Linked DNA regions of Mus musculus: region 2 is linked to region 1. Evidence: chromatin loops called from intact Hi-C (ENCODE). Cell type or tissue: left cerebral cortex. All regions are shown on one strand.

Evidence for each region. A loop is a pair of places that touch in the nucleus more often than their neighbours do. Peaks named below come from ENCODE experiments on the same cell type or tissue, not always from the same donor. Only the 100,000 strongest peaks of a DNase experiment are listed, where the experiment ranks them.
Region 2: a loop joins it to region 1, with 2.3 times the contacts of the local background. A loop is called at or near these places in 3 of 42 quality-filtered maps.

The regions. Positions count from the first base shown.
Region 1 is chr8:25,271,133-25,279,132 of GRCm38, forward strand. It overlaps Gm39145 (a long non-coding RNA gene), which reads left to right. Exons shown (of 3, transcript XR_001778746.1): 1 at 1-257; 2 at 3,309-3,451. Among named protein-coding and RNA genes, the nearest start is that of Gm39145, 4.1 kb to the left of the region's middle. In left cerebral cortex, CTCF peaks have their summits at 4,086 (motif pointing right) and 6,197 (motif pointing right); DNase peaks (open chromatin) are centred at 4,085, 5,219 and 6,183; H3K4me3 peaks cover 544 bases; H3K27ac peaks cover 377 bases.
Region 2 is chr8:25,462,844-25,470,843 of GRCm38, forward strand. It overlaps Gm31045 (a long non-coding RNA gene), which reads right to left. Exons shown (of 4, transcript XR_378820.2): 3 at 2,067-2,314; 4 at 826-1,246. Among named protein-coding and RNA genes, the nearest start is that of Gm30978, 13 kb to the left of the region's middle. In left cerebral cortex, a CTCF peak has its summit at 3,838 (motif pointing right); DNase peaks (open chromatin) are centred at 938, 1,589, 2,944 and 6,098; H3K4me3 peaks cover 555 bases; H3K27ac peaks cover 872 bases.

The DNA.
Region 1 (8,000 bases):
TTCCTTTTTTAGTTATTTATTTATTTATTCATTCATTCCCTTCCTTCCTTCCTTCCTTTTCCCAGTGCTGGGAATAGAACTTCAGGCCTTGTGTATGTTGATTAAGTGCTCCACCACTGAGCTATGATTCCGGCCCTGAGGGTCCTTGTTCTGATATCTTGTGGTTTAGAGTACACAGAGCTATGACTCTACCGGATACATCGTGACATCTACATCAACTTGCTCATCAAAACAAGACCTGTACAGAGACACACTGTGTGAGTACCATCAAAATGATCACAGCAGTGTGATCCGGCGGCTGGAAGATGGTCGGAGAGGATATTTCTACTGACTTTTCAGTCTTTGGGAAGTCCTACTGGGAACTCTGGGCATATAACTCAGCTGGCAAAGGAGCCAGTTTGATCCTCTGCACTGAGTGTGGGGTGATACATGCCCGTAATCCCGGTTTGGAAGGGGACGGGGGAGGGAGGGTATTCATTTTGAAATTCAGATCCTCAGAGTCCCTCTGTGTTACCCATTGACTGAGACTTCAAGGTCAGAAGGAGCTCAGCAAAGAGTTGAGCTATTCTGTGAGAACACTGTAGCAACAGTTGACTGACTGCTTGATGGGACATGGGTGACAAGCCCCAGTGAGCCCTGCAAACTGGATAAGGCTCTGAGCAGGCACTATAGGAAAATTTCTGCTGTCTCATTAACTTCCCCCCTATTATCAGAAACTCACACGCTTGTACAAAGCCAAATTTCTATTTCAAGTATCTATCTATAGCTATATGTCTGTCTGTCTGTCTATGGGACCTTCGTATCTATGGGTTCCATATATAAGGATCCAAACAAATGCTGGTGGTAAGACCATTTTCCATCTCTATGGATCATGTTATGGTCTTTGTGCGTCATAATCTCCTAAACAAGGCAGTCTAACAATTAGACTCAGCATTCGCTCTGTATTAGGGACCTTAAGTGCAGATGATTTGAAGCACATGGAGGGATAAGCATAGACTAGATGCAACCCTGGTCTGAGCATCTGCAGTCTGGCCATCTCTGGGGAAGTCCTAGAAACAATGCCACAGATGCTGGAGATGGCTGCAAACTCAGCCACACGAACCAACAGCATAGAAAGCAGGCTTTCCTTTCCCTGTCACAGACACTCAATCTACCCGAGAGCCCTGTCAACTCCTCCCTCAGACGAAGTCTCATCATCACCCCTCAAAGAAAACAGATCATACCTGGTATTTCATCAGAGCCAAAGCAAGAGGCCTCCAGTGGGCCCAATTTCTGTTCCTGCTTTCAGTCATACAGCAAGCAGAACAACCCACCTTCTGTAGTTTAAACCCCAATGGCTTCCCAGTGTTAGTGTGGGATCCTTCAAACATCCCATGGCAGCTAGACTTGCCTACGCCCTCTAGCCTTGCCTGCCACAATACGCCCAGTTCCTTGATGCTTCTTTGTCTTCAAGAAGGAAATCCTTGTTTTTCCTCTCAGGTCTTTGGGGACCTTAACCAATGGTACAGATTGGTCATATATACCACGCACGTCTCCAGGAACTCAAGCAAACAACAAAAAGACACTAAAAAACTGTTACATAAAATATGTCCTCTGTTCCTAACCATGACAAATTCTTCCTAATGACAAAACTGAAAAGCCTGTGCTCAACACATGTGAGCAAAATAGAACAACTGAATCCAATTATTACTGTGCATGTCTGAGTGTTCTGGGTTTTTGTTAGTGAAACTTGAATAGGAACTTAAACAGAGACATGCATTATTTATAACAAAGTATACATTTATTGTACAGAGATACTTTCAATTAAGAAAAATCACGACTATGGTCACCATCAAGTAATTTACGTTCTATTAAGGTGAGCTATAAGGAAGGGTTTTAAATGCTATTGTCTCAACGTGTACAGAACTTAAGCATATTATTACTTAAAATATAACAACTGTAAATTAGAAGTTAAAATGGTTTTTATGTATGTTTTCAAAAGAAGTTACTTTATTCAAGTGTTCAATATTATTTATTTTTTGTGATTAAAAAATCTTTATTTATTTTAATTTTATAGATATATGTGTTTTGTCTACATGTAATCCTGTGTACAACATGTGCACCTGATGACCACAGGGGCTAGAAGAGGACATCAAAGCTTTTAGATCTGGAGTTATAGAGAGTTGGCCACCATATGGGTGCTGGGTGCTGGGTGCTGGGTGCTGGGTGCTGGACCCAGGTCCTCTGCAGGAGCAGCCAGTCCTCTCCAGACCAACATTTAGACTCTTCATGGGCTGCCTCCAGATTCAAGTGGTGCATCAGCAAAGCCAGGCCCTCTCAGCACTCTACAAACCAATCCGAATCCCTTTCAAAATTATTTATAATTACATAAATTCATATTCAATGTGTGGTGTGAATTTTTATAATGATTATTTGAAAAAACAATTTGAAAATTCAACTAAATTATATTTTAAAACTTGAGGATTCAACTAAATTATATAAAACAGTTCCTTTTTTAAAAAAGGGGATTTATTTATTTTATTTATATGAGTATACTGTAGCTGTCTTCAGACACACCAGACGAGTGCATTGGATTACATTACAGATGGTTGTGAGCCACCATGTGGTTGCTGGGAATTGAACTCTGGACTTTGGAAGAGCAGCAGTCAGTGAGTGCTCTTAACCTCTGAGCCATCTCTCCAGCCCTATAAAACAGTTCTTTTGTGTTTTTGTTGTTTGCTTGTTTGTTTTTCCTAAGAATTGAACCTGGGCCTCATTTATGCTACATATATACTAATTTAAGCTACATCCCTTAATGTCCTCAGCTTTAGTGTTCTGTAACCATCTGGCTCTTGGGGGGCTGTTTGGTTGTTTGGTTGGTTTTGGTTTGGCTTTAGTTTTGGTTTTAGTTTTTCGAGACAGAGTTTCTCTGTGTAGTACTGGAACCTACTTTGTAGACCAGGCTAGCCTCAAGCTCAGACATCTTGCCTCTGCCTCCCCAGTGCCTGGACCAAACGTCTGCATAGACCACCATTACCCAGTTCCAGATGGCCGAGAAGATAAAGGATTGACGTGTTTCAAGTATTCGACCGGTTACAAATTGTTTCAAAACGTTCCTCATTCTGTGTACGTGGCTGCAGATACTCCTTTAACCCCTGGGCATCTGCGGAGCGTGAACAGGGAGGATGGCCAGAACTCCAGGACATCACCCTTTGTTCAGCCCACTGCATAGATGTTATCTGAGAAGGAGCCCTGGGTGCATTAATCTGTTTGTCCTCTTACCCAAGCGCGTCAGCCATGTGACCCTGTGTTTGTCTCAACTTTGGCAGACCACAACCCACAACAGTGACGCATGCGGATGAGGTGGTAGAGAAGCATCTGCCTGGAGTCTGAACAAGATGAGTAAACACCGATGCCTGTGAGCCTCCGAATCCCACGGCCCAGGGTGTGGCCTCTATGGCCTTGGCCAAAGGTAACTCAGTAAGGTCAGCCTCTCCTCTCGCCAAGGACTTCTTTGCTGCCAGACCTTCCGAGCCTACTCAGAACACCTGAGAATGATGCCCACCTCCCCACCCCCAATTGTCTGTATCCTGTGGCTTTCTGTGTGGTTTAAAACAGTCAGCCCACCCTGTATCTCATTAGGGTTTGTTTTGAAGCAGGATCTCAAACTAGAGACCCTTCTGGCTCCCAGCACGAGGTGTCAGGACCACAGGCAGGAGCTACTGTAGACGTGCCAGTGTGTATTATGCACCGCTCGCTCCTACCTTTCTTTACCCGCCACACTTTCTGCCATATTCACAGGGTGTTAGGAGCCTTTTGGCAATGATCAGACACTCGTGACCATAACATTTCAGGGCTGCAAATGACCCAGGCCTTTGTGCTTGCTCACTGCCTACTCCCTCGAGAGGTCCCGAGGACCACTGATGCAGAGGTGCCTCATTAGTCACTGGGAGCCAGTAGACCAGCTGGAACTGAAAACAGACTCTTCCAAGAAAAGCCTGGGTTTTCCCCTTAGGCGTGCTGGGGTGCAGAGGAGGCCCACAGGACCTAGCGACCGCCTTAGCATTCCAGCCCGCTGGACAGGCACGCATTTCTTCCTCAAGAGGGCGCCGGCTGCCTGCGTCTAAGCTGTTGGCAAATGGATTCAGAGGACGGGAGTGACCTCTGGCCCAAGCACAGGGTTTCAAAAGCACCGGGGACATTCCAGCCACATCAAGATTGGGATACCAGTTCCGTAGATCCCATAAGTTCCGTGTTTCTGGACAGTTGAGGACTCTTTGCTTTAGCATCTTTCAGGAAGTTGAGACCTTTTCAGCCTCTGCGCGGTCGGCGTTTTGGACTTAGATGAGGAGGGGATCCTTTTCGGAGGAGCACAGCAGCCTCGCCCTGCACCCCGACAAGGACGTGCCAGGGCTCACCCCGCCTCTCCTTCAACGCTAGGATGGGTGGAGATCCGTCGTCCAGTGATGTAAGGGAGACTCTTGTGGCCCTCAAAAACTCGGAAACCAAGCTGGAAGGCTATTTCTGAGCATACCCCAGACCCAAGACAGAATTCGTGAATGTTCTACACAGGATATCACGATTTCTGTCCTGTAAACTTTTCTTCCAGGGAATTTTTTTTTCTCTTATTTGTTTTATCATCTCCAAATGGTGATCGTTTGAGAATTATGTGGTGTTTATCCTCCTGGCTATAAACTCTAAACCAGTGCAGGGGCTCCACCCCCCACTCCACCCCCCCCAGCCTGCATAGTTCCTATTTCTCAGGAGCCATTTATCTCCCTTTTATTGTTGTTTTCTTCATTGGCTTCCCCCTCAGCCAGACAGGCTTAATAACTGGCAGTCATCACGTACAGCAGAGTGGTGGCAGCCACCCCCGCAAAGGGGACCCAGTCGTTTCCCAGAGCCAGAATGCTCTGTAGCCACGGCCTCTATTGTTTTCTTAGCAGACTCCGGTTTTGTTTCTTGGCTCTCCTTGAATGAAGAAACTCTTAAAACATCATGTGTCTGCCTTGCTTTGTGTAGGAAAGCGCCGTAAACAGGAAGTCTACACACACACACACCCCTCCCAAAATAAAAGTGACCAGGCAATTAGGGCTTCTAGCATGACTTAACCCCCACTGCCCAGGCACCTTGGGGGGAAAGCTGGACTCCATTAATCAGGCCAAAGCACAGCTACAGGGAGGCCTGCCGGCAGCCAGAGAGGAGAGTGGGTGCCAAAGATCTGCCAAGAGAGGAAGAACAATATGGCCCACAGGCCTGCGTGAAAACCATCTCAGCCAAGTTGCAAAGAACGCATGACAATCTTTTGCATTGTCCTAGAGTGGCCTGAGAGGCCTCACTGGGAGCAGAGAGCTCAGTTGCCTAGCATTCCAGCCCTGGCACTTGGCTGCTTCTGCTGTTTTCAGGGCTGATTTGTAGTATGGGTACTGAGACTCCTACTACGTCGCCACACCAGCTTCTGAGAAACTTTATATCCTCAGTCATCAGCCAGTGTTGACTCAGTGTGGTTTCTCCCGGTCCATCCTGCCTAGGATGGAGTCTTACCTAAGTCAGCATCATAGACAACTAAGGAGGCAGGAGACTGGGGGGGTGCAACACCATGATAGAGCATGGTTTAGCATGCTGTGGTCCTGGGTTCCATCCTCAGTTACAAAAATGTAAGGAGGGAGGGAGGAAATAAAGAAACAGGTGGAATGGTACAATGATTTTTGAATTCTTAGGGAGAAGATAGAGAAACAGCGTGCGCCCAAGAAAGAGGTCTAGTGGAGTCTCTCTTCACAAGGAAACTCAGATTGGGCAGGAGCTTTCAACAACAAAGGATGCAGGAGGATAGTGCAATAGTTCTCAAGTCGGAAGGACAAAAAGACATTTTTAGGACAGGTTCTAAGCACACCTGGGAATGCAACACATAGACCATTATGATTCGAAGTGGCTTCCTCTCCCAGGTCGATTCCTCTGGTCCACTTGATTCTGTTCCTGGTTAGACTGCCATAACAAGCCTATGCATAGAAACGGCTGGGTGATGTTCCCAGGGAAAGCTCTCAACCGGACACAGTGGCAGCTTTTTCCTGGACAGGTGGGAGAGGACTCTGGTGTCTGCGGGTGGGAAGCTACAAGGTATCAGCTCAGCTCTTTAGGAAGCTACAATGTATCAGCTCAGCTCTGGCCTGACCCCCTCCGCTAGAGATGCTGCAGGAGCAAGGCTTTCCAACAGGTGGCGCTCTAGCAGTCAGAGCAAAGAGTCAGATGTTGACTAGACACCTGGCCTAAGGCTTCTAGCTAAGCGAAGACTCACCTTCTAGAAGCACTGTTGCTGTCTGTACTCTGGGTTCCCATAAGAACCCAGCTTGTAGGAAGGAGCCGTTGAATGGACACAGGCATCTTTAATCCAGCCTTTGAGTTGCTTCTTCATTTCTCATAAGCCATCCCGGGGGTCTAGAAACCAAACACGAGGATTAGACAATGAGAACACTTACATAGTGGGAACAGGCACACTATGCTAAGATAAGAGAATGCCCCAGGCAAACTCTCCTGTCCCAGATAAACTAATTCTTCCCATTGGCCCCCCTCATTGGCCTGGGCGGGAAGTAACCCCATTACTGGGAATGTTTGTCATCTATCTAGGCTGCAACTGACATAGTGTAACATGTTAAAGCAGGCAAGGTGGGGTTATCCGTTCTGTGCAGCTACACTGTTGTAGCCTAATTTGAAAGATGTCTAAACAGGCAAAGCTGAAATCACAACAGGGCATGAAATCATCCCTTCCTCAAAGCTGAACCTTTGTATAAAGTTATGGCACTTGGTTTGATGGTATCTCCTAGTACTTCTGTGTTTGTTTGGTGCTGGGGATGGAACGCACAGCCTTATTTATTCTAAGCACACACTGAGCTGCACACATTGCTTCTGCCTTTCCACTTTCTATCACCCACCACACCATAAACTCTTTTGAGTAGGAGCTGTAATACACACATGCACACACACACAGACACACACACAGACACACACACAGACACATGCACATGCACACATGCACATACACATTATCTTGTTACTGAATTCTGCAGTAAGGATGATTGCATCGAAGTGAATATAACTGCAATTTGCAATAGGAGTTTATGTGGGGAGCAATCTGGGTAGGCTAGATTTTGGGAGAGGGGGGCTTCCATGGAGATGCAAGAGGCAACCAATATACAACGAGAATACTGCTGTTCTTTTTGGTCTTTCTATTCTTTTTGAAAGTAATGATTAAAGATACCACTTAAGCATTACAAATGTATACCTATTCCTTATAGAAAATATATCAAATGAAAAATATTATAAGCAGAGTATGGTGGCAGGAGCCTGTAATGCCAGCACTTGTGAGACAGGCAGAAGTGGCATGAATCTGAAGCCAGCATGGGCTACACAACAAGACCAATTCTTAAAACATTCAGAAAGGAGGAAAGAAAAATACAAAGAAGAAAATATAATTGCCAGGCAGTTTGATTCCCAGAAGCACACAAAACACAGATCATGAACTATATACTAAGTGCTTCCGAGTCACAGATCAGTAAGAGAAGGAGTCAGGAAGGACTTGTAGATTTGAGATGACCTCTCTAAGTGACATCAGAGCTGGGACCTAAACAATGAACAGAGTTAGATGGGTGAAAAGAAAGAATATAATGTGAAAGTATGTGTTAAAGGGCCTGTCTGTCTGGGTCTGTCTGTCTGTCTCAGTGCTGGGGTGGAAACCCAGCTCCTCATTTATGCTCACCAAGTGCTGTGTCACTGGGACACGCCCTCAGCTCGCAGGATATGTTTTTTAAAAAGGTAATTCATGATTCTTATACAGATGTAACAGGACCATCTGCCAGAGGTTTTATTTAATGCATCAATTTATGAGAAAAACAGTACAATATGATGACTGAGTCGGAGGACAACTGAAAGCACCACACCTCTTGAGGTCCATCACCAAGTGAATATATCATGCCAAGTTAGGTGTTGGAAGGCTGGACGTCCCTCCACCGGACAGAGTTGGGGTA
Region 2 (8,000 bases), 190 kb after region 1:
CCCCTAGAGAGCTTGTCAGGCAGTGAGGGGGAGCGAGGCCTAGTCTCTGACTCCAGTGGACACTGTCCCTGAAGCAAACCAGTAAGAGACTGACCTGGGGTGGGGACAAAGACCACCTGTCAGTGGAAGACCTAGGCCAGGGGCAAAGGTGTCATTTAGGGCTGTGGCCCAGTTCATGGCTCTATAGCATAAGGTCACCACTTCCTGCTACTCTGGGAGGATAGGGACGACTGGAGGAAAAAGGTCTTTGCCAGCACTTACCAGAGTGCCCACACTGAGTACAGGCCAAGCATAACCACCCATGGCATGCTGGGGCTGTGTTTTAGGGTTGCACACTTGCCTCTGGGTGAGGTACTGTGTCATCTCAGGTGTACCATCTGGCCTTGTTCTTCGGGATCCTCGGGTGCAACACAGGTTAAGAGTGCCAGACAATGGCAGCGCACGCCTTTAATCCCAGCACTTAAGAGGCAGAGGCAGGTGGTTCTCTGAGTTTGAGGCCAGCCCGGTTGACAGAGCAAGTTCCAGGCTAGCCAGGGTTACATGGAGAAACTCTTGTCTTGAAACACACACACACACACACACACACACACACACACACACACCTCATAAGGGTTTTATGACAATTAATTAAAGCAGCATTGTAGTAGACAATAAATTAGCATACAACCGAATTAAACATTGTGTTAAACTTCCATATGTCAAGTTTATCTGGAGCAGAGGTGCAGCTCACACCTCCCAAGGGTTAGGGACAACCCTGCCTAGGTTCCGTCCCTAGCGCTGCAAAAACCAACAGCAGAAAAAAAAAAAAAAAAAAAAAAAAAAAAACGATCTTGCAGTTCTGGATCTTGGCCAGGGCTGGTATGTCTGAGCAAGGAATTGGCCTTCTTCCACATCCATGCATATTTAAATAGAGTAGTTCTGCTCGTTACTGTAGCGTGTCTGTAAAAAGAGCTCACAGCAAGAGGGACTTGTGGATAAACTCCTTCACACATCCACTGAGAGCTCAACACAATCCATCAGGATCAGCCTCGTCTTCCAACGTCCTGCAGACACGAAGCTTCTCCACTCGAGGGGCTGGGAGCCCCAGGGTGTTGATGGAAGCAGGGTGAGGCTTGCCGAGCCTGCCAGGCAATACTCAGCCTTGAACCCAAGTCAGCAGCCGACACAGTTGCAGGGAAGCTTTGACTGGAGGTCCCCCAAAGAAAGGGTCCCGCTGAGGGTGGATGGCTCCTTCTCCATTCCAACTCTGCAGTGGGAACCAAAGTTCATTGAAGATAATGTTCTCCAACAAGTAGAAGGAAGGAAAAAAAGTGGCCAAAGCCTACCAAGCTCAAAATTTTAGAGCTGAAAGGCATTTCAATCCTGAGCTCAAAGCAGCTAGTATGTGCATGCCTGTGTTTCTAGGCATAAATCATGGGGAAGGTATCAGAGAAGAGGAGAGTCCCATGGAGCATCACCTAGCCAGGATTCCTGAGTAGATAGCCCACTCCTGCTCCCAGGACAGCACTCAGCCTAGTGCTATGCAGTCTGGAGAAGGGACTCATCTAGGACTCTGTTGCTGTAGTCAGGGAGGACCTAGAGCAAACCCCTCCCACTTCCCAACCGAAGGCAGCACATGTCTTTGGCATCTTTCCCTACTGTTTCTTGGGTACCACTTTGTGTCCCAAGGCCTGGTCACAATACAGGTTTTATCTGCTCCTGTAACCACATCTTCTGAAAGGACAGAGAGGGGTCTGTGGGCATTGGATAGCCAAAGGGACCAGGCTCAAGTGGGTAATGTTAGTGGGGCTACAGGGCTATTAGGTTGAGATGAGCTAAGAATGGGACTCAGTGGTATACAACAGCACTCACCTAGCTAGTATGTCATATGCTCCAGTACTGAAGAGAGGCACACTGGGGGTGGTGGGGAGTTGGGGGTGTGGGGATTGGAGAAATAGACAAAGCTTGAAGCACCTGACCACAACTGACTATTCCCTCCCTCGATCTTCTCTGCTCCCATCTTTTATTTGTGACATCCCGTGAGAGAGGCGAAAAGCAGGTCCGAGGCAGCATCAGGACTTTCTCACCTTCAGATTGAACCACAACAGAAGCCATGTGCCAGCCAAGATACCTGGTTGCTTGGAGTCCCATCTTCTGCCTGCTGTTCTTTGAGCCTATATCGCTCACTCTGCGGTAGGTCCATGTGGGAGCTGAGGCCCATAAGGCTGTCCATCATACGGAGACATATAATACCGTCGCTTCTCTGATCGTCAGGAAGAGAGAGCTGGTCTTGCTCAGTACCAAGACAGTGTCCAAGAAGCATCTGTCTGGACTACTAGGAAGAGAGGGGGCCCTCAGAGACCATCTTCCATCCAGTTATCCACCCTCAACATGTGTGGCCCACCCTCGGTCCCCCTCATCTTGTGAAAGGTACCACTCAAAGGGCATGAATAGTGGAGACTTGCCAATCATGGACCCTGGGAAGCTGGGCCAGAGGTATCCAGGCCAGGGAGGGATGAGACCCTGTGGGGAAAGAACTCATGAAGAGCTAAGAAGTTTCTTAGAAACAAAAGCCTCTTTGGCTGGCCAGGGACTGTTGGATTGCTTGCTGAGCTCCCAAACCAGCCAGTGGGGGGAACAAGGTAGGGAAACGGTTGAGCCATAAACACAAGACAAAGAACAGGCAGTTCCAAGGAGCCAAGAATGCAAATCATTTGCAGGCCTCCGAGAGACTCTCAACCAAGGACCCCAGTGGGAGGTGGGATTGCCTACCGCTGCTGCAGAGGCCCTCTGTGCACATCAACTGCAGTTGAGTGTGAGCCTGCCTATGAGGGTCCCTGCTGAGTCACCCTCTGTGTGTACTGATGGCTCAGCGGTGAGTCACCGAGTGTGTGTCAGAGTCTGCTGGTGTATGTGTATGCTCCAGCGCAAAAGTATCTGAGGTTTGCCCGTGGGAGAGTGATGGTGTACTGTGAATGAGAATCAGGGAGCCAGGCAGAGTGGAGCGCAGGGGGGAGGCTGTGTTTAAAGGGCACCACACTTCATTCACGCTGTATATCACACACCACATTTCTGAACACAGTCCAGCGGGAGCCATCTGTCCCTTCTTCCTGCGGAACACTTCCCCTCCCCCACCCCCTGTGGAGCAGCAGCGCGGAATTCTTCAGGCAGCGGGAGGAGAGGACTTCTGAAATCCGTCAACCCGGACCCCCTTGCATTTTGCAGAGGGGACCATAGCCAAACACCACCGCTGCGGCCTAGGACAGCGAGGTGCAACTGAGGCTGGCACGGCATCCTCGATCGGTGTCTGAGTATACAGTGGGTCCTTTCTCCTTTCCCAGAAGGAATGAGATGACGTTGCATCTTTCAACTAAAATGCACTCAGAGCAGCCCCGTGCAAAAGGGGCTTGTCTTAATGGCTGGAATGGTTAAATAACCTAGAAGGCAGCAAGCACTGTACCAGACAGCCCTAGACCTAGATTCACTTGACTCCTTGACTCCTTTCCCTCCTCCCTGCCCCACCTCCCCCCTCCCCTTCTTGCCCCACCCAGATCAGAAGTCTCTCCCTGCACCAGCCAGGCCTTTTGGCAGCCCTGACCTACATGATTCAGAATTTGCTTCTGGGACACCACAGAAGTGTCACCTTCACGGGATTGCTGATGTTTTCCTTCCCTTAGCCATCAGCTTGGTGGCCACGTTGTCCTCACGGCTCAGTTTCCACGAAAAGGAATGGATAAAATAGGGGGTTGACTTTAGCAGTTCAAGAAAAATGGCTAAGTGAGGGTGAAGAGCTTGAACCTATTAACTCTTTTTTTAAAAGATTTATTTATGTTTTTATTATATGTAAGTACACTGTAGCTGTCTTCAGACACACCAGAAGAGGGAGTCAGATCTCGTTACAGATGGTTGTGAGCCACCATGTGGTTGCCGGAATTTGAACTCAGGACCTTCAGAAGAGCAATCAGGTGCTCTTACCTGTTGAGCCATCTCACCAGCCCCAAACCTATTAACTCTGAAGATCAGGTCTGAGGTTGGGTATGAGTTTTAATTGTCACATCCACTGATTCCCATATGGCTCAGAGTTGACCCAAACTTCAAAGAGGGGCTTCTGGCAATGGGTTAATTGTTCCTATTCCATATTAACTAAGCAGGTACTATGTCTACAGCACTGCTGAGACCATTCAGTAGTCTCATACCTTTCTCTGTATCCCTGGGGAGCAGAGGTTTATTATCTCATTTATCTAGAGACTTCAAAGGCCCTACACTCCAATAACATTTTGTCATTGATGATGGAATCTACTAAGATGCTCTGGGCATCAGGAGAAAAGAGAAAGGGAAGGACATCGCTGTCAGAACTGGTCTGGAGCTGGGCTCCTCTTATATCTCAGTCAATCCCATATTCAAGAGAACTCTGGTTAAAAACAAAAAACAAAACAAAACAAAACCAAAAAAAAAAACATGCCATAGAGAGGGGTCAGGAAGATGTCACGTGTAGCTGGCAGACTATTGATACAAGAGATGTTGACATCGGAAGAGTCCCTTGGGTATAGCACATGAACAGAGTAGAGCCACCAAAGGTTTCCTTGAACATAAACAAATATATTTACAAACTTGTTTATTTGGGGGTTATATACAATAAGTATTTTTAAAAAGCTATAAGCTACCTGGAAAACTTATTAATTAATTAGAGAAATATCATGGTATGCCCACAAATCGAAGACAGTATCTATAAATAGTGACCCCCAAAATGGTAATTACTAGCTTTAAAAGAAAATTTAAGCCCTGGGTATGGTGGCATACACCTTTATTCCCAGCACTCAGAAGGCAGAGGCAGACAGATTTTTGTGAGTTCCCAGCTGAGCTGGGCTACATAATGAGACTCACTCTCTCTCTCAAAAAAAATCAATATAAAATATAATAGTATTTTGTATTAAAAAAATTAAAAGGGGTAGCCTATATTTTAAAATCTGGAAAAACATGTCCACGGGAAAGTGTGGGTGGAAATACATGAATTTAGTTACTGCTCACTGCAAAAAAAGTAGAATTGGACTAGAAAAAAAAAAACAATTTTTTAGTCATCTATGTTGACTGATAAGAATGTTTTTTTACAAATTCAATAAAGTTAAAATGTATCACAAAAAGAAAGAGGACGAAAACAAAAACCAAGCTCATAGATGCTTCCTGGCTGCCCTCAACACAGGCACTGGCTCCCTTGTGAAATGTCTGTTATGACATTTGGAGAACTGGCAGCCATCACAAGAGAGAACATGGCACATTTGGCCTCTGCTGCAACATCCGGAACAAAGCAAGGACTGGGGCTGTCAGCTCAAAGACAAATCGTGATTTGCATAAACATGTGACAAAAAATTATTCAGTGAGTGAGATGTCTCACTTACACAGATGAAATCAATTAAAAGAAAGGCAAGTTTCTGGCAACTGTGTCCTCACCCTGTTATGTATCCAGGATGCTGAAAGTTCAAAGATACTCAGACCCTTAAGTCACACACTGAGTCAGAGAGGGGAGAGAAGACACTGGGACGAACTGTAAAGGGTAGTAAATGCCTACTCTAATCCTATCTGAGTCTTACAACTACCGTACAAGCTAAGAAGAAAAACATACAACTTCACACATGTATATACACATGTGCATGCAAATACATATATGCACACATGTGTATACACATGTGCAAGAAGGCACATACATACCTGTGCATGTACACATACATACACACATGCACACATATGCAATACACACATGCACACATACATACACCAAGTACATACATGTGCATACACACACACACACACACACACACACAAAACAACATAACAAACCTGAATGAGACCAAGCCATCCTTAGTAGACTAGCTAAAACTCAGAGATTAAACAGCCATGGCTCTCAGCAGCCAGAGCAGTAGGCATGTTGTAGTCTCCTTACATGATTAGCTATGAGGCTGGCAAGGCTGGCTGCTGTGTTCCTCCTGGCTTGGTACTTTATCTAATCCTTGAGGATCTGAGGCTCTGGGAAGTGGGGACGGAGACTGAAAGGAGAAAGGTTTAATCATGATCCTTCACTGTAAGTGACTGAAGCCTGACTCAAACCAGCAAAAAGAAAAGTGACTTATTTAGCTCTTGAAACTAAAAAATGTCCAGGAGCAGATGGATTCTGGCTTAATGAGATTAAGGCTAAACTCATGTCAGCCAAGACTCAGTCTGACTCAGTGTTCCCTCTGTCTTGACTTCCCTCTTTCCAGCAGGATCACTGAGCTGGGCAGCAAACCATGCCAGAAAGCCCATGTAGTATGCTTCCTTGCATCTAGCTACTCCAGTGTAAAGGGGAGGGGAGATGCACTTTTTAAGATTTTTATTTTATTTTTTATTTTCACCTCTCTGGTGCTAAGGTTACAGGGATCTGTCCCACACATGGTCTGTACAGAACTAAACATCTATACCTTCAGCCCAGCAGAACTCTCTTCCCAAAAGTTTCAACACTAGTCTGAGTCTCATGCTTGGATCATGTGCCTATTTCTGAATTATCTCTGATTTCTGTGGTTGGGTTGGGCCAGTCTCTTCCAGATCACATGCTACATTAGTCAGCTTTCCATATCTCTACAAAATACCTGGGGAGATTACCTAGTAAGGAAGAAAGATTCTTTGTTTTTGTTTTTTGTTTTTGGGTTTTTTTGTTTTGTTTTATTTTGCCTCATTTTGGTGGTTCCATTCCAAGTTTAGCATCTTGGGGGATAGGGCAGTGCCAGAGAGCAATAAGAAGCTGTGGTTGTGGAACACAAGGGTTCATAGCCATCGGTTAGAGAGCCAAGGGAACTGAATGGGCTAGGGGCTCCAAAATCTTCTTCAGTGGCAGCCTCCCTCCCACCTCTCAAAGATTCCACCTGGGGACCAAACCTGCACATGGGCCCTGGGGGAAACGCAACGTTCAAACTTTAGAACATGAACTAGACATGGAGGGTGACCATCTCTTCCAAAATTGGAGGGAAAGTACCAAAGGAAGAAAGGAAGGATGCTAAATAGATGACAGACCTATCATAGGGTCACGAAGAAATACAGAGACCCACCAAGTCACTGTACACTATGAGAAACAAATCATGTCTGCCATTGGGTAGCAACCAGGAGTCCTTTGGAAATCGTGCCACAGTGATAGAAGTTTTGGATAATTCTAGGAACCTTTTCCCCCATTGCTAAAGGCAAGGGTTCAAGGGAGATGCACAAGAAGTCTCTGGGAATCCTGGCAATGAACACTGGGGGAAGCATCTGTTTCTCATCCCTGTATAAGCTGTGAGAAGGTACCAGTGACCAAAGTCCTGTGATGACAGGAAGGCCGTGATGGGCAACTTGCAAAGTGTTGGTTGTTTGGTTGTTTGTTTGGTTGTTTTTTTTTTTTTTTTTTTTAAAGATTTATTTATTTATTATATGTAAGTACACTGTAGCTGTCTTCAGACACTCCAGAAGAGAGAGTCAGATCTCCTTACAGATGGTTGTGAGCCACCATGTGGTTGCTGGGATTTGAACTCCTGACCTTCGGAAGAGCAGTCGGGTGCTCTTACCCACTGAGCCATCTCACCAGCCCGGTTGGTTTTTTTGAGACAGGGTCTTTCTGTGTAGTCCTGACTATCCTGGAACTCACTATGTAGACCAGACTGGCCTCGAGAAGTCACAAAGGTTTGCCTTCCTCTACCTCCCAGATGCTGAGATTAAATGTGTACACAACCATGCCTGACTTGGAAAAGTCTTGGGAAGAACTATGGACCAAGAGTCTATTACCTGGGTACCACAACAACAACATTAAAAAAAAAAAAAAAAAAAAAAAAAAAAAGGTTGGTTGAATAAATAAATTCTCATCCACAAATAGGTGAAGAGTCAAATAAATAATAGACTAAAGAGCAATGCCACATCTAGTAGCCAACTCTGTATAACAATTTTTTCTTTTTCTTTTTTTTTTTTTTTTTTTTTTTTGGTTTTTCGAGGCAAGGTTTCTCTGTGTAGCCCTGGCTGTCCTGGAA